2 separate regions of the Homo sapiens genome follow, and region 2 is linked to region 1. A link is an interaction called in ENCODE POLR2A ChIA-PET data of the cell type or tissue named here. Cell type or tissue: A673. All regions are shown on one strand. Links, peaks and the distances in the headings refer to the core of each region. The heading gives the core; the rest is flanking DNA. Region 1 overlaps TENM2 (teneurin transmembrane protein 2). Region 2 overlaps TENM2 (teneurin transmembrane protein 2).

What was found. ChIA-PET counts read pairs that join two places held together with the same protein. Peaks named below come from ENCODE experiments on the same cell type or tissue, not always from the same donor. Only the 100,000 strongest peaks of a DNase experiment are listed, where the experiment ranks them.
Region 2: POLR2A ChIA-PET joins it to region 1 with 10 read pairs; 2 of 35 experiments call an interaction of 5 or more read pairs at or near these places.

Annotation. Positions count from the first base shown.
Region 1 is chr5:167,767,620-167,780,364 of GRCh38, reverse strand. The region is part of intron 4 of TENM2 (teneurin transmembrane protein 2); the gene reads right to left. Among named protein-coding and RNA genes, the nearest start is that of TENM2-AS4, 110 kb to the right of the region's middle. In A673, for the core only: no CTCF peak of the experiment used is centred there; a DNase peak (open chromatin) is centred at 6,254; H3K27ac peaks cover 4,569 bases.
Region 2 is chr5:168,068,198-168,080,942 of GRCh38, reverse strand. All of the region lies in intron 9 of TENM2 (teneurin transmembrane protein 2), which reads right to left. Among named protein-coding and RNA genes, the nearest start is that of MIR12125, 91 kb to the left of the region's middle. In A673, for the core only: a CTCF peak has its summit at 4,030 (motif pointing right); DNase peaks (open chromatin) are centred at 4,122, 6,682 and 8,152; H3K27ac peaks cover 4,584 bases.

The DNA of each region.
Region 1 (12,745 bases), core at 2,707-10,706:
ACGTTGGGCAACTCAAGATTTTTACCGCTCTGTGCATGCCTGCAAATGACTGTGAGAGCACTGCGGGTTTTGATTTCAGGTTACAAATAAATTTAAGTGAGTTGGCAAATTAGCAAGTAGGGGATCCAAGAATCACAAGGATCGACTGTTATGAAGTAAGACATGCTAGGATCAAATAGAGGCTTTCTCCTTGACAAAGTAAGAAGAGCTGATAGAGTGTAATCAGTGAAAAACATTTGTGCTGTGTGATTCAGTGCTTCTTAATGCCAAGTGTGTAAACCACCTAGAGTCACCCGGAGTGTCACCAGTGTTGTTTATTCCATGCTTTGGGAACTTCTCCCTTCTCTCTACAAATTTGGGATATTTAAGATTTGCCATGAGGCAACTGGAACTTGATCGTGGCCTTATTAGAACATTTGGTACATTGAAAAATGGCTCAACACTGTTCGTGGCCAAATGTAACAGTGGCTGTGTTTCCTTCCTCCCTCCCCACTACCCAGCTCCAGCTGGTTGTAGCCTTCTCTAAAGTTGTGCTGGGAACAGGACAGAATTTGTCAGCAGTATCCATAGGAGATGATTGCAATGCCAGGGCTTATCTAAAATGTTACAGAAAGCCTTTCTCTCTGAGACTTGTTTGTTCTGGTATGTTACTTGATTCAAACACGAAGAGGGGAGCCACTGACTGATACATATCCTAAAACTCAGTTATTTAAGTAGTTTTGCCTTAGATAATGTGATTCTAAGTTAGTGAGTGCCAAGACTACAAACGAAGGACAGACCCTAATAAAGTCATGTGTATAGGACAATATGAAGTAACATGTTCTCATTTCTCACCCCACGTAATTTTGTGAAATTTTAGACACCATAGAAGTGCATTTTGGGATCTCACAATGAATGGTCAAGGTGACTGAGGATCCTCCACCACTCCTCTCACCTAACCCCATTGAAATCTAGAGAGGTTCTTGGTTGGTAGGACAATAAATATATCTTCTAATACTATCTCTGTTGTTTGGTTGCTTCTTGGTTGCAGTCGCTAAAGACTTTTTGTCAATGGAGGCTGGAGTAATGAACAGCCTGTGATGGGTCCCTGTTGCCCAACACACTAGGCCTAAAATACCTTTGTGGCTGTTGGGAAAGGTCTTCACATTAGTCCCTACTTACAACATGCAGCACAAAACACCCTCCAGGAAGGAGGCAGAGCTACCGCTCACCACTGCTGGCCCGCTTGGTGTTTTAGAGGTTGTGTGCTGAGAATACTTTTCTTTTCACTTTATGTTTAGAATGAAAAGTTTCTTCCTTCCACCTCATTGCCATCATGATGTTCTGTACCACAATAAAGGACTCTAAAGAAACTCTGAACTCTGGGTGACAGCCTGATATGCGTTAATGCTGCTTACACCATTAGCCAAGGGCTAAGTAGAGAGCAAGTCAGATCAGACGTTGACAACTGGCAAGGTAAGATCTTACCATTATAGAAGGCATCCTGATGAAGTAAGATAGTTTTCAGATTGCTTCCCCAAACTAAATCTTGTGCAGTCACACACACACACATGACTTTCAAAGAAAGGCATCATAAGCCTATTCTACATTTTCACCCAGATTAAGTATCCCATTTTGTAGTTATCATTTTAATTCCTTTTGTAGGAAAAATTGTGCTATACTGCTAACAATGATAAATTTTGCTGTTGACTATATACTATTGTGCTTATTCCTAGGGAAAAAAACCCAAGTGTTTTCTTCGTGAGACTGTGGGAAATCATTCTTATAAGGATTAAAGGACTATATGAAATTCAATTTTCTATCCCCTCCCACTAACACTCTTGCTGAAACCCTATTTTCTCACAACCATATGACTCTAGCAGGTACCGAGTTACTCTCCAGTTACAGGTTTACAATCCCTGTGCATACCACTGTCAGATAATCTCCTTTAAGCCATGCTCTGTATTTGTCCTGTTCAACACTCTGTAATGGCTCAGTGCCCAACACACTAGACCTAAAATACTTTTGTTGCTGTCAAGAAAGGTCTTCATATTAGTTCCTACCCTACTTGGCCAAACTTTTTCTTCTTTCAGAACACTTCTCCTCCACATAAATGGCTCTTGTTGGTTTCAGCAGAATCCATGCATCCATGATGTGGATTCATATCTCAGGGTTTTCTTTCCTCCCACCTCTTCAAATCTTCTTTAGCTCACCAAGCTTTCTCTTTTTACTGTAGCCTACAAGGAGACTACCTTGATGGATCCCTTGCAGCAGGGGCCAGCACATTTTTTCTATAAAAGGCTAGATAGCAAATATTTTACCCTTTGCAGTCCATGTGGTGCAACTACTCAACTCTGTCCACTGTGGCAGCAAGGAAGCAGCCAGGACCAGCCAAGAAATGAATGGCAGGGCTATGTTCCAAGAAAACATTATTTACAAAAACAGGCAACTGGTGGTTAGATGGCTCATGGACTATAATTTTCCAACCCCTATCCCACAGAATTCGGACAAGCACACACATGCTGTTACTTAATAATTTACTTACTTGCATTTTTTTTTCTGTGAATGACATGAAGAGCTAAGCTTTGGCTCACTGTTTAGAAATTAAGCCCCTTTTCTGACATAAGAAAAATAATACTAAACAAGACCTAGCTAACATATAAGCACTTAACATATCACATGCTCTTCTAAGATTTTTATGTGCTTTATTTGATCTTCACAACAACCCTGGCTGTTAGGCACTGTTACTGTTATCTCTATTTTGCAGTTATACAAACGGGGACACTATAGAGAATTTCAAGGGAACTTTCTCAAAATCACACATGTAAAACGTGCCAGGGCTGAGATTCAAGGCCAGGGAACCCAAATACAAAGAGAGCATTGCTAACAAATATGTCGTACCACCTCCCAAACACTGATTGGATCAAATAGCACAGTGCTAGGCACATTACATCTTTTATTTCTAATACTTATTTATTAAAAAATAAATTAATTAAATGAATAATTTGCTTTTGAAAGTATACTTATTCATTGTATGAATTTAAATAATATAGGAAAAGAGAAAAAGAATACAAATCCATCATAATTTCCCCTTCCAGAGATAAGCACTATCAACATTGAGATTCCATTCTTTCCATCACTGTCTTCTCTCTCCTTTGCTAATATACACACCCAAAGCTGCCTCAGTGGACTTTCATTTGGTTGACTTAGATTAGCTCACACTCTCTGTCTCCTCTGTAAAACATATAAACATATGCATAGCATGCAGCTTGTAGGCCAGTCTTTAATAACCCTCCCCCTTCTACTCCTGTAAATTGTGTTTATTCTCAAACTTATTTATGCCAGTTTTGTTTTAATCTAATTTCACAATTCAGTTAAATATAGCATGAACTCATAAAATAGTGTAAAAACAAAGTGTTTTCTTAAGTTCAGTCTTTTGAAAAACATTCAATGCATGCAAATTGCTACAAACAATGCTGTCAAATTAGGTATGGATACAACTGGAAAAAAATGATGGGGAACATGTAAACATCTAGAAGGAGTCAGGATTCAGACTTCTTTGTAAGCCTTTTAATTTCTTGCTCTATTTTAAAGAACCGAAATAGAAAATCATAGATGCTGCCTAATGGGAGTGGTTTATGCAAGAAAGAAACAATCCCACACTCAAAGAGAAAGGTTGGCCCTGCCCCTTAAGATCAGTGTAGCATAAGGTTAATGAAAAATATATATATATATATATATATAGATACATATATATGGTTTTTTTTTTTTTTTTTTTTTTTTTTTTTTTTTCAGACAGGGTCTCATCTGCTGCCCAAGCTGGAGTGCAGTGGTGCGACCATGGCTAACTGCAGCCTTGACCTCCCAGGCCCAAGCAATCTTCCCACTTCAGACCCCAAGTAGCTGGGACTACAGGCATACGCCACCACGCTCAGCTAATTTTTGTATTTTTGTAGAGATGGGGTCTCGCCTTGCTGCCCAGGCTGGTCTCGAACTCCTGGACTCAAGCAATCCACCTGCCTTGGCCTCCCAAAGCGCTGGGATTACAGGCATGAGCCACCATGCCTGGCCTATTTTTCTATATTTAAGTTAAAACATTTGATATATATAGTCTGAATTTTATGACTCCTTGCTTTACTTTTTTAGTCCAACCATCACTTGATTTAGTCATATAGGATAAGAATGCTTCTCTTCTGTGTGTGTGTGTGTGTGTGTGTGTGTGTGGATTTTTTTTTCCTTTCACAGGACCACAATCATAATTCATATATTATTTTGTAAGCTTCTTTCACTTAACAATATATTTAGGAATTCTTTTTAATGCCATTAAATATTCTTCACAAATATTTATTCCTCCAAATTATTTTAATTGTAGATGTCATATTTAACCAACCCTCTTTGTTTTACATTTAGAATTTCCCATCTCTGCTCTTGAAAATGGTTCAAAATAATATTTATTTACTCAATAAACAGTCACTGAGCACCTATGTAGCTGCCAGTCACCATGATACAATTAACATTCATTTAAACATAATTTTGCACACTGTTTCTCTGGATAAATTCCTAGAAATAAACCTGCTGGGTCTAAGGTAACAGAATTTTAAACTACATCTGACTACACTGCATTGTATTCACTTGTATATGCCTGTTTCTCTCCCAGTCTCTGAGAATAGGGACCATGTCTTGTTTATTTTTTTTTTAATCCGAGAACACTGAACACAGAATGTGCCCAGAGTAGGTACTCAGAAAATGTTTATTGAATCTTGAATAATGAACAGTCCTTGACTGAAGTACTTATTTACTAGAATTACAGATTTTTTTCCTAAACACTTCTAGTAAAGTCAATTAAAAATTATAACTGGTGTTTGTCACAGAAGGCAGAATAAGAGTCAACACCCAAAAGTGAGTCCTGCTTTTGTCAGGAAGCTGAGGGCCCCAGTTAAACCTAGTTCTGCATTACCAGCAGTTTGGAGACTTATTTATCTGTACAAAATCTCATGATATTTTTTTCCAACTGTGATGGGAAATTCTTAAGAGAGAAATTCCATCCGACAAGGGCCACACAACCTGGTTTCCTCCTGCTTACTGGTTTCAAGGTGGTCTTGTAAGACCTCACACCCTGGCCAGGCACAGTGGCTCATGCCTGTAATCCCAGCACTTTGGGAGGCCGAGGCGGGCAGATCACCTGAGGTTGGGAGTTCCAGACCAGCCTGGCCAACATGGAGAAACCCCGTCTCTACTAAAAATACAAAATTAGCTGGGTGTGGTGGTGCACGCCTGTAATCCAGCAACTTGAGAGGCTGAGTCAGGAGAACTGCTTGAACTCGGGAGGTGGAGGTTGCGGTGAGCCGAGATTGCGCCATTGCACTCCAGCCTGGGCAACAAGAGTGAAACTCCATCTCAAAAACAATAAAAATAAAAAAAAATCTCACACCCAAATAAGCCCCAGTGCATACCTTGGACAACTTGCAAATTGGGCAACACTCACTGTCTTAACAGATGCACTGGGGGGAAACTATCATGGACATAGACAGTTTTAAGGATATGTTTTGAGAATTATTTCAGAGAAACCCATGGGCATGGGGACTCAGGCTTGCTGCTGACAGTCCTCGAAATTCCTACTCATCCACCATTATGCACAGAATCCACTGGTATGGCATTTCTGAGACTTTTGTCATCCCCTCTTGACCTAGTGATTGGATATTACCTATAGTTTCTTCTCATTAACTTGGAATTCTCAAATTCCATTTAATAAACCATCTTAGGCAACCCAGGGGTATCCATGTATGAATTAAATGGATGTTCATCTATTAGATATTTGTGTACCTTTTCTAGAGCTGACTATAAGAAAGACTCTCCCTAATGTAGCTGTTGAGATGATACATGGTGAGATGAAAAGGATAGTCCGATTAGCACCTGGGTCAATGCATCCACGTCTAGGTCTAAAGAAGACCATGGAGTAAGGGTAGGTGGCCAGATCCTTGGACTAATTTGGCAATGCAAGTAAACTCTAAGGGGTGTTAACTGTGATCTTGAGCATTGTCAGATAGATAGGCATACATCATATTTTATCTCAAGAAGCTGCCTTCAGGATATTTCATCCACCTGAATTAACTCCACCTGAGAATTAATTTTCCTTCCTTCCTTCCTTCCTTCCTTCCTTCCTTCCTTCCTCCCTCCCTCCCTTCCTCCTTCCCTCCCTCCCTTCTTTCCTTCCTTCCTTCCTCCCTCCCTCCCTCCCTCCCTTTTATTATTGAGATGACAATTGTTTCTGGTTGGCAGCTGGAGCAGCTCTTTCTTGCAGCAATGTAAGAACCAAGCTTTTGCTGTTGGCATGTGGGTCACCTGCATCTTCTAGGCATGCCCTTATATTAGTTAATTTGTTAGCTTGCTTGAATCACAGTCGAGAACCCTTCAGCTTTGGTTTGCAGCAATAAATTCAACTGACAGCTGAAATTTGGAACGCTCACTTAATATTGATTCTGAATGTAATAACAAGCGACATGACCTTTTGCATGGTGTAAAATATGGCCGCCACAACATCTGTGCCACAGTTCTTGCTGTTTAGTAATATGCTGTAACAGCATGGAGCTGGCATTAAAGCTAAGCTTTATTATCAAGCAGATCACTCCATCTCTCTGGCTTCATTTAAAAAAAAAATGCTTTCAGCTTCTGGAGCCGAAATCTTGTCTAATACTCCTTGCCATTTTCAGGACCTAATTTACCCTGCAATAAGAGAGAGAATGATATCTGATGACCAAATAGCAGGACAGGAAAGAACAACAAGGGTAAGAAAGGCCACCCAACACCCCAAATTCCAAGAGACTTGAAAATGACACAATTATCCATGACAGTGGCAGGGACACTAAGAATTCTCAATTGTAACCTCAGAAAATATCTATGAAGTTGATGTCATTTGGTGATTCCTACAAGATAGGAAAATATATTTTCTTTTCTCAGCCACCTCCCACCCCATAACAAAAACGATGATTACCAGTGGTACTTGCCCTAATGCCTGAGCATCATTCTAATTTAGCATCGCCCTAGGAAATACTAAACTAATTTTGCTAGGATGGATACAGGGATGTTTGCATCTGATTTACTCTCACTGTTTTTCTTTGAAGTCTTGATATCTTTAAAACATTCTCCAAGTAGGCAGAACATCAATTTGTGCACTTTAAAAAATCCAATTTAAGCAGGTTAAAAATTGTCAAAATAGTCTAACCATATTTCTCAAACAGAATTTTCAACCATGGAGCACACACACACACAAATGCTAAACTTGAAAGCATTCTATCATTTCAATATATTCCATGGCTCAGATTGGCTCTTGCTTGGTGAGCAGTGAGAATTTAAATCTCTTTATCACAAGAGACAGATCTTGAGTCTGAAACAATATAGCATCTTTTTTCACTGCTCTGATATTTTGACTCTGTTTGGTTGAGCCATTTCTGGAGGGTACAAGTACAAAGTTTTAAATCCTATTTCTCTGGAGGAAAGAAAAGAATTAAATCATATTTAGGAAGTCTCCTTCCGTGTAAAATATACTTCCAAAATAAAAGACCTGTCAGTAGTTTCAAGGAGGTTAAACATATGGAAAACTGAGAATGGTTTTATTTGTTCTTCTGGTTAACAGAATACTGATTCTATTTAACATGCAAGCCTGGCTATTATAGGTGCTTAAACTTGGCATGGTGACAATCTATATGAAGCAAACTATTAATAGGGTGCTTTTTGTATTATAAACTGCAAAAAAAAAAAAGTGGGTCTGATACTTGGTAAGTGTTTTATTCAAAGAAAATGTCGGGCCTGGTATGTAATTGAAAACGTCAGACTTCAAAGTCCTAACATAAAATGAGAGAAGTTGGCCTGTACCCTTTCCCCAGGGAAACCTAGGAGAATGCCCACTGGGATAACTTCCACAATGAATAGAGAGCCATGCTGCCTAAAAAAGCTAATCAAGCCATAAGTGTGATGTCCTGACAGTGATACATTGGTCAGAGAAAAAAGCTCACCCAACTGACATGCTTTTAGGTAGATTTCCAAAACTGACCTGTAGCTTTCACCCATAATCTCTGCCACTTTTCTCCATTAAATTCCAGCAATTATTATAATATTTTTGATATATTATTTTCTCAAGTGGTATTCATCTTAGGAAAGTTCAGAAATACTGAAGACCACTCCTAAATTCCAGGGAACACATATTAATTTATAAAGACCAAGTTTACTATTCATGCAGAATCATGTGGGTAAAATGTGATTGGATTCTTTTATTGACAGCAGCCCACAACAGATGGCTGAAATGCCACTTTCATTTCAGGAAGAAAGGAAGCTTTCACAGAAGAAAAGGAAGCCTGGAGTTGCAAGGTAAGATCATCCTTAATTATAAGTCCCAGGTACTGTATGGCCACCATATTTATATAATTAGAAAGCGCATTTCAAACTAGGGCATTCAGATACGTAGTTCACCCTCAACAGCAAAACACACATGGCGCTAGGTTAGAGGGTCTGTGAAGGGGAGCTGGAACCAGCGAATCAAAAACATTTCAGCTTTAAGATGAGTTTTTGGCTCTGAGTTTAGAATGAATCAATCCTTAAACTTGGCAAGCAATAATTAATTCCAGCAGTGTATCACTCATCTGTGTAATGGCTGCCCCCTCAAATAGAGATCTTCTAAAACTCTCCCTGGTGAAATTAGCGAAGCCATCAGATGCAGCCATATGTTCAAAGCTCAGAGAGGATTGGTCATGAGACTGTTGCCTATGAATTGAGATGTTAACTGCCCAACAAAATTTTAGTAGCGTAGGATGAGAGCCATAGAATTGTTTCAATTGTTACCAAGAATGCAAAGGAGCAAACAAGCAAAAACAAAATAACAAACAAAACCCTACTCTTCTTCAAACATTTAAATCTACTATTTTTCCTTCCTTTTTGAATTGGTACTTGACTTGTTCTCTAAGATACTGGGGTAGCTTTGTTGCTAGCACCTACTGAGTCCAACGGAAAAGATAAAATGACTAGAAAAAAAGTGAACACACAGACAAGGTAAACAGGCATGAACTGGATTATTCCAACATCCTCTGCTGAGGTAGGATTCAAAACTAATCTGATTATATGAATATTAGGATCCACTAAGTATCTTTCTGCAGCAATTACCAAGCTTTTACACATAAAAGAGGGCATTTTCTTTAGTGCTGGGCTAATCTATCAAGTGTTTAGCTTCAGACTAAAAGTTGAGAGAGAGAGAGAGAGAGTGACCGATTGAAGTAGCCTTATAATGTAGTGATGTTGCTCTCTTTTTCTCTCTTCTCTCTCCCCTCTCCTTTCTTCTTTTATTCTCTTCTTTCTTCTCTTCATATTAAATCTCAGGTTATTTTTATTCCTTGAGTGCATTGAAACATTTTCTGATACACAATTTTTGCCTCCTTTAAATTCTAATTTTGGGCTTTACAACTTGGAACCTGCCAAGAAAGCTGTACTATCCTCTCTCAGCCATGGTCCTCCCCAGTGGGACCAACAGCCCTCAAACCCTCATTTTAAGCCCCCCTCTGAGTCTTAGAGACCCAGGATTCAGTGTACAGATAACCAAAGCTGTTCAGAAGTTTACTGTGTTGTATCCCGTTTACTCTTCCAGAAGTTAGATTTCTTTTTAATGAAAAGCAAACCAATGGCAGACTTACGTAACAGACCCTACAGGAAGACCACATTGACACTGGATAATAATGCTGTGAGTCAAAACTCCATAAAAATTTTAGGCATGCATCTTACAGACGAAGTGCAACGTGGTGGTTACAAGAGCAAGTTCTGGTTCAAATCCCACATCTGCCACTTCCTAAGTAAGGAATGAAGTTAGTTTACCACTTTTGCTTAAACATTGGAAAACGAATATCAGTAGTACCTATTATTGCACTAAGGTTGGTATAAAAAGTCAAGACAAAGCTCCTAACATTGCTTAGGTGGACTGGTTCTTATCGCTTCTCCAGAATCACTTTGGACCTTGCTTTCCTTGGCTGCAGCCATCCGTAACTTCTCCTTGTTCCCCACTTGTCTAACTTGCCACCTGTCTAACTTGCCATAGAGTCATGTATATCCTGCTTTCCTTGTCTGGAATACTCATTCTTAATCACTAAGCCTTTGCTGTTCTGCCCAATTGATTCCCACGACTACATCACTCCCTCTTCCAATCCTTTGAATGGATTCTCCATGAGGTAGGGGCTGTGCCTACCTTTGTTCATCATTCTTTCCACAGCCAGGACTGGAGAGCTTGACACATAGTAAGAACTCAACAAATATTAGTGCTATCCTGATGCAATGTGTTAGGTCCTTGGAGCACATGTTGGGAAAATAAACTTCTGGCAGATGGGATCACTAGACACTGGGAAGACAGAAAGTAGCTTTGAATTTCCCATGTGAACATTCTAGCCATACAATTGTGAATTTAGTGAACAACAAACTCTGTCTTTACTGGGGAAAAAAAAACTAGCAAACTTCAGGTTTAGACCCACACCAAGCTCTAATAATCCCACAGGCATCCTGGGTTCACTGGCCATTGTCTTGAAAGCCATCCCTCAATGGACACAATCCTTGTATTCATAGGCAATAGCCTGGGTATTACTATTCAAGTTTGATCATTTCTCTGCAAGTCCAGTGACTAAATACATATTTTAATTGAGCCCAGGAGTGTTGATTTGCAGACATAGTATAGAAAAAAAATCACAGGAAAAATGGGAAGTTGAAGGAGCCTTTTACCTTTGAATGGAATACGATACTTACAAAACACCAATAACAATTTTCTACTGGGGAAAAGCCTGCGGCAAGAATAACCAGTTTAGTTTTTAAGTGGCAACTGGACAGAAAAACAAGAAAACAAAACTGCCATAGTAAGCCAGGTAAGGTAGTTTAACTGGATAAAATCTAATGCAATTGGTTTTCTGTGATGTTAACATACAGAAATTATCATTAGCCAATGAAAAGGCCCCAGTGTCCAAAATGATGTTAAATGTTATCATGGTGACCAAAATGTAACTACATACATTCAATAAAAAATAAAATGACCAGAGTGAGTGAGGATGAAATGTTATCAGTTAAATGGCACAAAACTTACACTGACGAGGTTCACACATGCATGAACCACATTTCTAAGTGCTCCCCAAACAACCAGATTGTTATTGACAATCTGTGTGCAAAGCACCATAGTCATCACTATCATTTGCCTTCAATAAACTTGTCTAGATGAGCTGCCCCATGACAGAGATGTCAATAAAAACTAAACAGAGTATAAAAACTGAGAGCATTAAGAGGTGGATCATGAAAGTTACCTTTTTAAAAAGGAGATTCCATAGTTTTCAACATCAACTGAACAACTTTCTGTTGATTTAACTGTAAAGTAACACTATTTCAGATTTTTGATACCAAAAACAGAGCTGCTGTTTAGGAGATGTGGGGAAGAAAGTGACCATGAGCCGCACCCTCTAGAATCTTCCTCCTTCTTACCTATACATCCCGTCTCCCAAGTTACAGGGAACAGAGGCTGAGAACTTCTAATAACAGCTAACATTTATTGAGAACTTACTCTAAGATAGGCATTGTTGCAAGAGCTTTACATTTATTATCTTACTTAATCATCACAAGAATCTCATGAGAAAGGCATGGCTAATGTTCCCATTTTATAGAAGAGGGACACTGAGGCTCAGGGAACTTAAGTAAATAATCCCAGGTCACACAGTCAGTGGCTTTGTTGGTATATAAATTCAGGCAGTCTAACTTTAGAGCTTGGGATCCCCACCACCACTCTCTACCACTTCATAACCATTATGAGCTCCTGATGGTTGAGATAATCGTGGAAACATCCCAAATAAATAAAATAAAGCTTCTAAGGGCTTTGGAGGCTCCATAGGAAGCCCAAATGTGGCCCTTTCGTAGATCGTTAAGTCTTATATGGAGTGTTTGCACATAACAAACGTTTTCCTAATAATCTACATTATTTTTTTAAATTCCAAGGCACTAATGGGGGATGTCACTAAGTTTGGTGGATTTTCAATAGTTTAAAAATAAACCTTACCAACATTCTTAACCTTTCTAGTGGGCTTTCCCATTGCTTGTTTCTATAGCATGTAATCATCACATAAAGAACTATCTACTTATGTGGAAGCCAGAAAGGGAAAACAAAACCAATGGAAAACACAAACATAGGCATGTTTGTTGTTTCATATTGAGGGTTATTTAGCTTGGATAATAAATCATTACAATGAATGTCAACACAGCACAGGGGAACGGGAGTAGTTAGTTGCATATGCTAATGGAAGACGCGCATTACTAATAAGGGAGAGAATGAACAACTCTAGCCACATGCTAGTTATCACTGCAAATCTCAAGACAAGCCACGTTCACACTGAGCATATGACTGCTGTATGACAGTTCAGGCAAATATTCACATGTCAACAGCAATAGCTCCCATACTCCATCCAAGACTACTGAAGAGTTTAAAAATAAAGCTCTCCTTGTCATGCACCAAGACATCAAGCTTAAACACATCTGCCAGTCAAAGGGATTTTGCCAGTCTTTTACCCCCACAAGTGTGGTCTACAGACTTCAAGTATATCAGAGTTCAAAATACAAAGAACTGGAATGTTATCCACAAGTAAGTCCTGCAGCCTCTTCCTTTAAAATGTTTTAAATCCTGAGATTCTCTGCCTCTCTATTGCCACTAAGTGATCATAGTCTTAATAATAAACTACAGCAGTAGCCTCTTCTCTTTTCCCTATTATTC
Region 2 (12,745 bases), core at 2,402-10,401, 300 kb before region 1:
AATAGACATCTACAGAACTCTCCATCCCAAATCAACAAAATATACATTCTTCTCAGCATCACATCACACTTATTCCAAAATTGACCGCATAGTTGGAATTAAAGCACTCCTCAGCAAATGTAAAAGAACAGAAATGATAACAAACTATTTCTCAGACCACAGTGCAATCAAACTAGAATTCAGGATTAAGAAACTCACTCAGAATCGCTCAACTACATGGAAACTGAACAACCTGCTCCTGAATGACTACTGGGTACATAACGAAATGAAGGCAGAAATAAAGATGTTCTTTGAAACCAACGAGAACAAAGACACAACATACCAGAATCTCTGGGACACACTTAAAACCGTGTGTAGAGGGAAATTTATAGCACTAAATGCCCACAAGAGAAAGCAGGAAAAATCTAAAATTGACGCCCTAACATCACAATTAAAAGAACTAGAGAAGCAAGAGCAAACACATTCAAAAGCTAGCAGGAGGCAAGAAATAACTAAGATCAGAGCAGAACTGAAGGAGATAGACACACAAAAAATCCTTCAAAAAATCAGTGAATCCAGGAGCTGGTTTTTTGAAAAGATCAACAAAATTGATAGACCACTAGCAAGACTAATAAAGAAGAAAAGAGAGAAGAATCAAATAGATGCAATACAAAATGATAAAGGGGATATCACCATCGATCCCACAGAAATACAAACTACCATCAGAGAATACTATAAACACCTCTACGCAAATAAACTAGAAAATCTAGAAGAAATGGATAAATTCCTCGACACACACACCCTCCCAAGACTAAACCAGGAAGAAGTTGATTCCCTGAATAGAACAATAACAGGCTCTGAAATTGAGGCAATAATTAATAGCTTACCAACCAAAAAAAGTCTAGGACCAGATAGATTCACAGCCAAATTCTAACAGAGGTACAAAGAGGAGCTGGTGCCATTCCTTCTGAAACTATTCCAATTAATAGAAAAAGAGGGAATCCTCCCTAACTCATTTTATGGGGCCAGGATCATCCTGATACCAAAGCCTGGCAGAGACACAACAAAAAAAGAGAATTTTAGACCAACATCCCTGATGAACACTGATACAAAAATCCTCAATAAAATACTGGCAAACCGAATCCAGCAGCACATCAAAAAGCTTATCCACTATGATCAAGTGGGCTTCATCCCTGGGATGCAAGGCTGGTTCAACATATGCAAATCAATAAATGCAATCCATCACATAAACAGAACCAAAGACAAAAACCACATGATTATCTCAATAGATGCAGAAAAGGCCTTTGACAAAATTCAACAGCCCTTCATGCTAAAAACTCTCAATAAACTAGGTATTGATGGGATGTATCTCAAAATAATAAGAGCTATTTATGACAAACCCACAGCCAATATCATACTGAATGGGCAAAAACTGGAAGCATTCCTCTGAAAACTGGCACACGACAGGGATGCCCTCTCTCACCACTCCTATTCAACATAGTGTTGGAAGTTCTGGCCAGGGCAATCAGGCAGGAGAAGGAAATAAAGGGCATTCAATTAGGAAAAGAGGAAGTCAAATTGTCCCTGTTTGCAGATGACATGATTGTATATTTAGAAAACCCCATTGTCTCAGCCCAAAATCTCCTTAAGCTGATAAGCAACTTCAGCAAAGTCTCAGGATACAAAATCAATGTGCAAAAATCACAAGAATTCCTATACACCAATAACAGACAAACAGAGAGCCAAATCATGAGTGAACTCCCATTCACAATTGCTTCAAAGAGAATAAAATACCTAGGAATCCAACTTACAAGGGATGTGAAGGACCTCTTCAAGGAGAACTACAAACCACTGCTCAACAAAATAAAAGAGGACACAAACAAATGGAAGAACATTCCATGCTCATGGATAGGAAGAATCAATATTGTGAAAATGGCCATACTGCTGAAGGTAATTTATAGATTCAATGCCATTCCCATCAAGCTACCAATGACTTTCCTCATAGAATTGGAAAAAACTACTTTAAAGTTCATATGGAACCAAAAAAGAGCCCACATTGCCAAGACAATCCTAAACCAAAAGAACAAAACTGGAGGCATCATGCTACCTGACTTCAAACTATACTACAAGGCTACAGTAATCAAAACAGCATGGTACTGGTACCAAAACAGAGATATAGATCAATGGAACAGAATAGAGCCCTCAGAAATAATACCACACATCTACAACCATCTGATCTTTGACAAACCTGACAAAAACAAGAAATGGGGAAAGGATTCCCTATTTAATAAATGGTGCTGGGAAAACTGGCTAGCCATAAGTAGAAAGCTGAAACTGGATCCCTTCCTTACACCTTATAAAAAAATTAATTCAAAATGGATTAAAGACTTAAATATTAGACCTAAAACCATAAAAACCCTAGAAGAAAACCTAGGCAATACCATTCAGGCCATAGGCATGGGCAAGGGCTTCACGACTGAAACACCAAAAACAATGGCAACAAAAGCCAAAATTGACAAATGGGATCTAATTAAATTAAAGAGCTTCTGCACAGCAAAAGAAACTACCATCAGAGTGAACTGGCAACCTACAGAATGGGAGAAAATTTTTACAGTCTACCCATCTGAAAAAGGGCTAATATCCAGAATCTACAAGGAACTTAAACAAATGTACAAGAAAAAAATCAAACAACCCCATCAAAAAGTGGGCAAAGGATATGAACAGACACTTCTCAAAAGAAGACATTTATGCAGCCAACAGACACATGAAAAAATGCTCATCATCACTGGCCATCAGAGAAATGCAAATCAAAACCACAATGAGATACCATCTCATACCAGTTAGAATGGCGATCATTAAAAAATCAGGAAACAACGGGTGCTGGAGAGGCTGTGGAGAAATAGGAACATTTTTACGCTGTTTGTGGGAGCGTAAACTAGTTCAACCATTGTGGAAGACAGTGTGGCAATTCCTCAAGGATCTAGAACTAGAAATACCATTTGTGCCAGCCATCCTGTTACTGGGTATATACCCAAAGGATTATAAATCATGCTGCTATAAAGACACATGCACATGTATGACTACTGCAGCACTATTCACAATAGCAAAGACTTGCAACCAAGCCAAATGTCCATCAATGATAGACTGGTTTAAGAAAATATGGCACATATACACCATGGAATACTATGCAGCCATAAAAAATGATGAGTTCATGTCCTTTGTAGGGACATGGATGAAGCTGGAAACCATCATTCTGAGCAAACTATCGCAAGGACAGAAAACCAAACACCATATGTTCTCACTCATAGATGGGAATTGAACAATGAGAACACTTGGACACAGGGTGGGGAACATCACATACCGGGGCCTGTCATGGGGTGGGGGTAGCAGGGAGGGATAGCATTAGGAGAGATACCTAATGTAAATGACTAGTTAATGGGTGCAGCACACCAACATGGCACATGTATACTTATGTAACAAACCTGCACTTTGTGCACATGTACCCTAGAATTTAAAGTATAATTAAAAAAAAAAAGAGTGGGAGACTTGTCTGTTTCACTGAACTCAGCATCCCCCATGCCTAGAACAGTGCTTGGCCCATAGTGGGTACTCACTAAAGATCTTTATTGCATGAATGAAAAAGATTTAGGCCAAAAGGAAATAATATCTAGAGTGAGGGGTATACCTACAAGGTGACACAGCTACTTAAAGGACATAATCTCTTCAGGAAATGCCTTTTGGAAATTTTAGTGAACACTGTAGTTTTCTCTTATTTTTGCTTGCTAACTGCTCAGATGCTACTATGAGTTAACATTTAATGAGGCCAGGCACGCTCTAAGTGATTCATGCTCATAATAACCCTACTGAATACAAATTATTCCTGTTTTGCATATGAGGAAACTGAGACACAGAGAGGTTACATAGCTCACCCAACAGTTAGTAAGTGGTGGGGCTGAGATTCACACCCAAGCAGCCAGCTTCAAAGAGGACACTCTTAATCCAGTGTATTAGTCTTCTCAATAAGCCTAATGAACAGGCAGCCAGTAGGGGGTGCTGGCCCGCCTCTCTCATTTGCACGTGTGTGTGTATTCACAGGACCACAGGGTACAGTCAACCTCAGCCCAGTCTCTGATGGGCAGGGGAGCCCCAGCCAACATCTGGTTTCACTTAGAAGGCCTAAGGGTCCCTAAATTGGAGTTCATAGAAAAATCTGAAGCATGGCTCTCAAGCTTGTTATGTTGCAAGGGCAAATGAATGTAAAACTATTTGTTCCTTCAACAAATATTGAGCAACCACCATGTGCCTGGCACTGCTCTGTGTACTGGGGATACAGCAGTGAATGATACAGACAAGGTTCCTGTCCTCCTGGAGCTGACATTTTCAAGGGGGAATATAATGTCAGGGAGGGAGGAGAGCTGTGAGTAAAAAATAAAGCAAACCAGCCAGGTGTAGTGGCTCACGCCGGTAATCCCAGCACTTTGGGAAGCCGAGGTGGGTGGATTACGAGGTCAGGAGTTCGAGACCAGCCTGGCCAACATTGTGAAACCCCGTCTCTGCTAAAAATACCAAAATTAGTCGGGTGTGGTGGGGTGCACCTGTAGTCCCAGCTATGCAGGAGGCTGAGGCAGGAGAATTGCTTGAACCTGGGAGGCAGAGGTTGCAGTGAGCCGAGATCACACCACTGCATTCCAGCCTGGGTGACAGATTGAGACTCTGTCTCAAAAATAAAATAAAATAAAATAAAATAAAATAAAATAAAATAAAATAAAATAAAATAAAATAAAATAAAAATAAAGCAAACCAGACAACCCAAATGTCCATCAACAGGTGAATGGTCACACGCATTGTGGAATATACATACAATTGAAAATCTACTCACTAATAAAAGGAATAAGCCACAGAAACTGATATGGTTTGGCTGTGTCCTCACCCAAATCTCATCTTGAATTGTAGCTCCCATAATTCCCATGTGTCGTGGGAGGGAGACGGTGGGAGGTATTTGAATCATGGGGGTGGGTCTTTCCTGTGCTGTTCTCATGATAGTGAATAGGTCACCTGAGATCTGATGGTTTTATAAAGGGAAGTTCCCTTGCAAATGCTCTCTTGCCTGCCGCCACCATGTAGATGTGCCTTTACTTCTCCTTTGGCTTCTGCCATGATTGTGAGGCCTCCCCAGCCATGTGGAACTATGAGTCCATTAAACCTCCTTTCCTTTATAAATTACCCAGTCTCGAGTATGTCTTTATTAGCAGCATGAGAACAGACTAATACAGATACAAACAACACCATGGGTGAATCTCACTGACATTCTGCGAGTGAAAGAAGGCAGACACAAGAGCACGTGATTCCTTGCATATGAAACTCTAGTGGAGACAAATCTAATCTCCAGTGACAGAAAGCAGATCAGTGGTTGCTTGGGCCTGGAGGTGAGGTTGGTGTGGGGCACAGGGGATCTGTTGGGTGGTGGCATTGTCCTCTATTATGGCTGTGGTGGTGCTTACTGAGGTGGATACAGTTTTCAGATTTTAGGGATCCAAGTGGACACTTAGAAAATGTGTGCATTGGTGCATGTTTTAGCAGCACAATTAGCAATTGCAAAAATATGGAACCAGCCCAAATCCCCATCAATCAACAAGTGGATAAAGAAAATGTGGTATATATATACCATGGAATACTACTCAGACATTAAAAGGAATGAAATAACGACATTCACAGCAACCTGAATGGAAATGGAGACCATTATTCTAAGTGAAGTAACTCAGGAATGGAAAACCAAACATTGTATGTTCTCACTCATAAGTGGGAGCTGAGCTTTGAGGACACAAAGGCATAAGAATGATACAATGGACTTTGGGGCCTCAGGGGAAAGGGTGGAAGCGGGGTGAGGGATAAAAAAACTACACATTGGGTACAGTGTACACTGCTTGGGTGATGGGTGCACCAAAATCTCAGAAATCACCACTAAAGAACTTATTCACGGAACCAAACACCACCTGTTAGCCAAAATCTGTTGAAATAAATTTTTAAAAGTGTACATTGGGTAGTTTTAACATTATACCTAAATTAAGTTGATTTAAGAAAAATAAAGCATAAAGCATGAAGGAGGATTCTGTTGTAGATTCGCTTGTCAGGAAAGGGCTTATGGAGGCATGAGGAGTAAAAACGTCAGGGGGAGCCACCTGAAATATCTGGGGGATGATTCCAGGAAGAGAAGACATCCGGTGCAAAATGTTCGGAGGCAGAATGAGCTTGACAGGGCTGAGGGAGAGCAAGTGAGCTGATGTGGTGGAGTCCAGGGAGTGAGGAGGAGACTGGTGGTTAACCAGACTGCAGAGGGACTGGCCAGCCACAGAGATGATCTTCTGTCAGCTGTTTACTGAACACCTACGGTGGACGGCCAAAGCTGTGAGTGATGGAGACACAGCAGAGAATAGAACAGCTGCTGTCCTTCTGGAGCTGATATTCTAGAACAACTTCAGATTTTTCCCTTTGCATGACGGGAGGCCAGTGGAGGGTTTCAGAGGCTGAAAAGATGAGACCAGAGCCTGTTTTTGTCATAATAGGAAAGCATCTTGCCTGGTGTGTTTCCTGGTTCCTATGAAGGCCCTCTGGGGTTGGCAGGGGCTTTGGTGGTTTGCTGGTTGAAGATAAGCAGATTATGGGTTCTGCCAAATTTCCTCCCTCCATATATCAAGCCTAAAATTGTGGTTTTCAAGTTCCAAAGGAGTATATTTTGAATGTCTCTGGTATGGGAGGGGGGTGATGTAGGGGAAATGAAAAATGAATAGAAAAGGGTAAAGTGTCTCAACGGAAGGATAAGGTAATATGATCACTATGAATATTTGGCACATTCCAGCAGCCCTTCTCAGAGCTGTTTCAGAATGGGATTCCCAACAGAAACAGTAACGAGGCTGGGCCAAACAAAGGCAGAGACAATTCATTTCCTGATAGGTGAACGAGTTCCCTGGAAATTCCAGGACAGGCATTGGTGCTAGTGTCCACTAGCCACATGAGGGCAGGGCTAGCTCTGCCCTGTCCCTGGCTGCAGCCCCTTGGCATGTCGCATATAGGTGCTCAGTAAATGTTGGCTGAATACAACGTGATGGCCTGCCTCTGGCAGAATGTGCATCTGTCTGAACACAGGGTCTCCTTCAGGGAATGTTGACCCTTCTCACATGAAATTTCTGAGAACAGGGGAAACAGTTAGAAACCGTAAGTCTCGATCTGTTATTTTCAACAAGATTTTCCCCAGGTACGTGAAAGTGTGCATTCCCAGTTAGAAGGGTAACCCATAGCTTGAGGGCTTTTATGTAACATGTGTTCCTAGCTGGAGTTGTGTACACAGCTGCAAATATGCAACAACTCAACACAGGGACAGCCATTAAACTTCCAGAGGGGCTGCCCCCCTAGGTCACTCTTGCTCTGTCGGAGCGTGTTCTAAAAGGAAAAGGTATGTCCCCATTAGCGAAGAGTGACTAAAGCAAAGCAGAGTTTCGGTCAATTGTTAAATGAAGCTTCAACACAGCCCACACAACAAGGCATGTCTTGGTTTGCCCTCTGCTTAGAAAGGCCCTCTCTTGTCTTTCTCCTTGCCTGCTTAACTCACCCTCAAAGATTCACCTTGTGTAGCCTCTCCTCCAGGAGGCTGCCCTAAAATCCCTCACAGGTTAAAAGTGGTGGCCAACTTTTATGCTCCCAAGCCTCCTGTATCCAACCCTCTAGTAATAACAATAGCTGATATTTGTTGAACATGTTATGTGAGGGACAGGAACAGATCATGTAAATGACATACGGTAGTGGCTCCAGGAAACATACAAGAGCATAGTGCTAGCAGGGTAAATGTTATTCCAAATCTCCCATCCCATGAAGAGCTGTGCTTGGGCTGCACACAGGTAGATGCAGTGTGCACTGTGTCCCCTGGAGAGGCACCCCAAACCTCTGCTACCTCTCATATTCATAGAAGGATGGGGAGGAGACAGGAATCACTTGACTGAGGAGGAAGACTCTGAGCTCTGCAGTCTATACTAGAGTCTCGACAACCAGCTGAAGCGCAGTTTGCATATCAGTATTGGTGTCGGCCAGCATCCTTGCTGTTCCCCCTGCAGAGCCGCCTTGTTGCTAGGCTACCTGAGAGTGCGCTATAAGTGTTGTAGGCCAGTTAGATTGATTGATTCATCTCCATGGGGTGCTTACCATTTCCTGGGCATTATCTCATTTATTCTTACAACAGCCTGATGAGGTATAGTCCTCATTTTCTGGATGTTGAAACTAAATCTAGAGACTCATCCGGAAACACTTCATAGGAGAGATAAGATTCAAACCCAGACCAGGATGATCGTAGAGTGTCAGCTCTTATCCTCCACTCTGGACTGCATCTCACGACCCTCCCTACTTGATGTTGCCATCATTTCTTAACTTGTCAGGTCTCCATCTCCTTAAAGGCAGAGCCGATGCTTTTAATCACTGTATCCCCAGTACAGACATTCAATGAGTATTTGTTGAGGGCATGAATGGATTGATTTTATATTTCATCTTCTCACGAGGTCATGCCCTCATCATGCTGCCTTTTGATCCAACCCAAGAGAAGGGTAGAAGGTATTGCTCTGAAGACCAAGCGAGCCATAATGTTGACCTCACAGAGCCTTGGGGTCAAGGTCAGCGAAATTGATGAGCATTTCAAGGCTATTCCAAGGTGCACAAAGGCTGCACCATAGGGCCAGAAGAATGAATGTTTTACCTCTCAGTGCCTTGCTGATGTGATTTCTTATTTACTGCACATTCCCATCTAATTGTCTTTAGCAATGGTTTATCAAATGTCACATTTGGCTCCTTGTCCTCCCAAGATCAATAGGAGGGCCCAATGTGGGCTGGCTGTGAAAATATATCAAACATATCACCAAGAAGAGGGAGCAAACTGGGGGTGTGTCCAGTCACAAAATGACTTCCCAAGCCCTAACGAGGAACAGAAACACAGGCACTGCGCAGCTTCTCTTGAAGCATGAGCTGCACCTTTCACCAGGCTGGAATGTAACTTTGCACAAGTTTTCAGCTCTGAGTTCTGCTCTCTCATACCCAAAGTGGGAATAATAAAAGTCCCCACCCCTGAGGGGCACTGTGAGTTCGGCTCGGCTCATAGTAAGCACTCAATTAATGTGAGCTGCTCTCATGGTTATTATTGTTATTATAACACCTTGATGTATTGTAAATCCTTTGAGCTGGCAATTCCACTCCAAGAATTCATCACAAGGAAATTATTAAAAAATATAAGAACATAGACCTGAAAGAATGTTTACTGTAGAATGATTTATCATATTGAAAAAGGAGGATTGCTTGAAAAAAATTTTATTCAAGACAATGGACTATTTTGAGGCATTTAAAATGAGTTTATAGAAAAATATTCAGACTTGGAAAGATGTCCTCCATCTATTATTAAGCAAAGACTCAGGGTAAAAATAGTTTGTGTGTGGTATGATCCTGTGTTTATAAAAATGATGACTATATGTGAACAGAAAACAGTCTGGAAAATATACTAAAAAATGTTAATGTTTTCTGTTTTTCCTATCATCACCATGTCTTACTTTATAATGAGAAAAACAAAAATAAAAGTTATCTTTAAAAAAATTGAAATCTGTTTTGTTTGTTTGGGGTTGTGTGTCATGAATGCTTTGAAACCATAATAATAATAGCTTACACCATTTCTATGTGCCAGCATGAATCTAAGTGCTTTATAAAGATTATTTCATTTACATCCAATATTGATTGCTCTGAGCACATAATATCACCTCTGGTTTATAGATGAGGTAACTGAGGCACAGAAAGGCTGAATGACTTGCCCAAGGTCATACAGCTTGGAAGTATTGGAGGCTGGAGTTCAGAGTCAGATAGTTTGGACTGGTCTACACTCCTTCTGCCCAGGCTCTCCAGCTGTTCCTGTCTGGAACAACAGCAGTTCCACAGCAGTTTCTTTCTCTTTCTCTTTTCCTTTCCCTTTCCCTTTCCCTTCCTTTCCTTTCCTTTCCTTCTTTCTGTAACAGCAGCACTTCCACAGTGGTTTCTTTTTCTTTTTCTTTTCTCTTCTTCCTTTCTTTCTTCCCTCCCGTCCTTCCTTCCTTCCTCTCTTTTTCTTTTTCTTCTTTCTTTTTTTCTCTCTCTCTCTCTCTCTCTCTCTCTTTCTTTCTTTCTGACAGGATCTCACTCTTTTGCCCAGGCTGGAGTGGCACAATCAGGGCACACTGCAGCCTTGACCTCCTGGGCTCAAGCAATCCTCCCATCTCAGCCTCCCAAGTAGCTGGGACTATGGGCAGATACCACCATACATGGATAATTAATTTTTTTTTTTTTTTTTGGTAGAGATGAAGTCTCACTTTGCTGTCCAGGGCGGTCTTGATATCCTGGGCTCAAGTGTTCCTCCTGCCTTGATTTCCCAAGTGCCAGGATTATAGGCATGTGCCACCACAGCTGGCCTAAAGTTTACTTTCTAAATAAGTATTTAGATATTTTAAAAATTATAATTCAACCCCACACTGACTTGATTTATATGGTAGGATCTAGTTATCTGGGAATCACTGGAATTCGTAAGAGGCCACTTATAATGAATACACTTAACGAATGGAAAAATGTTTGATTAGAACTTTATCTTGGAAAAGGAAACCCTGCCAAAAAGTTTATTTTATATCATATTTAGGGAAATTCAGGTTATATTTGCAACTATGCTCTAGTTGTGAGAATGAACACTGAATTTTCATACGTACACAAAAACATGTAAGCACACATTTCGTTCTATCAGCTTCATCGATAGCAAAACACATGCTGTTTTTAGAGATGTCAAAAGAGGAGCATTTTATGCATCTTAGAATCAATGAAACACACAGGACAGTGCAGCATCACTTAGTTTGACAAGTGCAACATAATCAAAAAGAGCATTTCTGTAAGCAGATGGGATATCTTCATCAAATTTCCCAGGATCTCTCTTTACGTTTTTTATAATCACCCTCTTTGATGTGCCGATCTTATCACCTTCTTTGTTAATTTTCTCTGCCTCCGTGTTTAACTGTGCTACCCTCAGCCAGATCCATATTTACCAAGGCTTTCCTCTGACACGTTCAAGAAGATCCCCACCACCATTCTCCTTGACTTGATAAAATTCCTGTTTTTGGCAGCAGGTGTAATTTTACTCCGTAAACTATTGTGTTTACGTTGTACTGTAGATGCTCCTAGAAATGACTGAGCACCAGAGAGAAAGAAGATGAAGGTGTCTGGCTGCTAGATGCACATCCCAGCTTTGAGCCCATAACCTCTGTCTCAGTTCTTCCATCTGTAAAAGGGGACTGCCACTAATGCTACCTAGCTCATATGGTGTTGTGAAGATAAAACAAGATAATGCACATGGAACAATCAGTCCCTGTTACATTGTGGCCCTCAGATAGTGCTGGCTATTATTCCAAGTGGGTTTAGACATCATGTTAAATGGAGAGGGATCTCTGAGTGCAGGACATTTTTATAAGAGCTCGGATGAATGATTAATGAATATTGTTGTCTCAGAACAACTTTAGCTTCCCTACAAAGCATCCTTACTGAGAGGGGCTTCAATGAACATTTTAGAAGCCATTAATTTTTGCAAAGATCTTGGAATAAAGCTTTTCCTAACATCTCTGAGCATACATTGAACTTCTGTAACTGTCGTTTATCAGGAAGCTTAAAGATCTGTACTAGGCTTTCTTTGAATCCAGGCCGATGTGTGTCTGCTCAGATAAAGTCATACAAGCAATTGCACTGATGGATACTGTTCAACGAAATGCCAGGCAGAGCAGAGGCACATGTTTGATTCAGGATGTAAAATCAGGAGTGGAATTCCAAATGAATGTGTAATATGTCCCATAATGGTGATTTTTTTTCAAATAAGGAGAGTTTCAAAGCTTGGGTGCAAATCCCCTTTTTTTATATCTAAGGCAAGGGACGTGCCTCTCAAAATTGCACAAAAACACAAAGTATATAAATGGAATCTTGAGAAAGTGATTGGAATTACAGGTGTCATCTGTATCCTCTCTTTGTTTTACTGAAAATAGACTCAACATTGTTACAGATTCACTTATTACACACACACACACACACACACACAAACACACAGAGATTACAGAAATTAAGAGAAGTATAAAAGATACCCATATTACAACCACTCAAATGAATAAATGTTAAGATTTTGTGGAATTATATCCAGTCTGTGTGTGTGTATGTTGGAGATTGGGGGATGGGGGACTTGCCTTTCCTTTAGTATGTTTTTTTCGATAAAAGTAAGTACTCCTAAAACCTAATTCCCAGTCCTATTCTTCTTGACTGTTCCTAGAGGTGACCACTCTCATGGGTTTAGTCTCTCTCTCTCCCTCTGGATATATATCCACACATATATATTTATACATGTGATTTATTAATACACAAACATACATATACAGAGATTAACATGATAATACTAAACATGGATTTGAACTGTAAACTCTATGGTAACAAAACTATCACTTTCGTCTTTTTATATACAGGGTTCTATATAAGATTTCACTTGAGGATAAAGGTCCTTTGCTTAGAAAGTTTGCAAACTCCTGAATTACAGCACCTCCAAGACTCTCCTCTGTCTAAATATGTGATTTGGTGCTGCCCGTCTGAACTCATTCCTGTTTTCTCTGTTGCTGCCTTCTCTCTCAGTTCCATGAACTCAAGCCTTGTCCTTCTTGTAAAACATCCATGGTGCCCTCCTGTGCACCCTTCACACCGG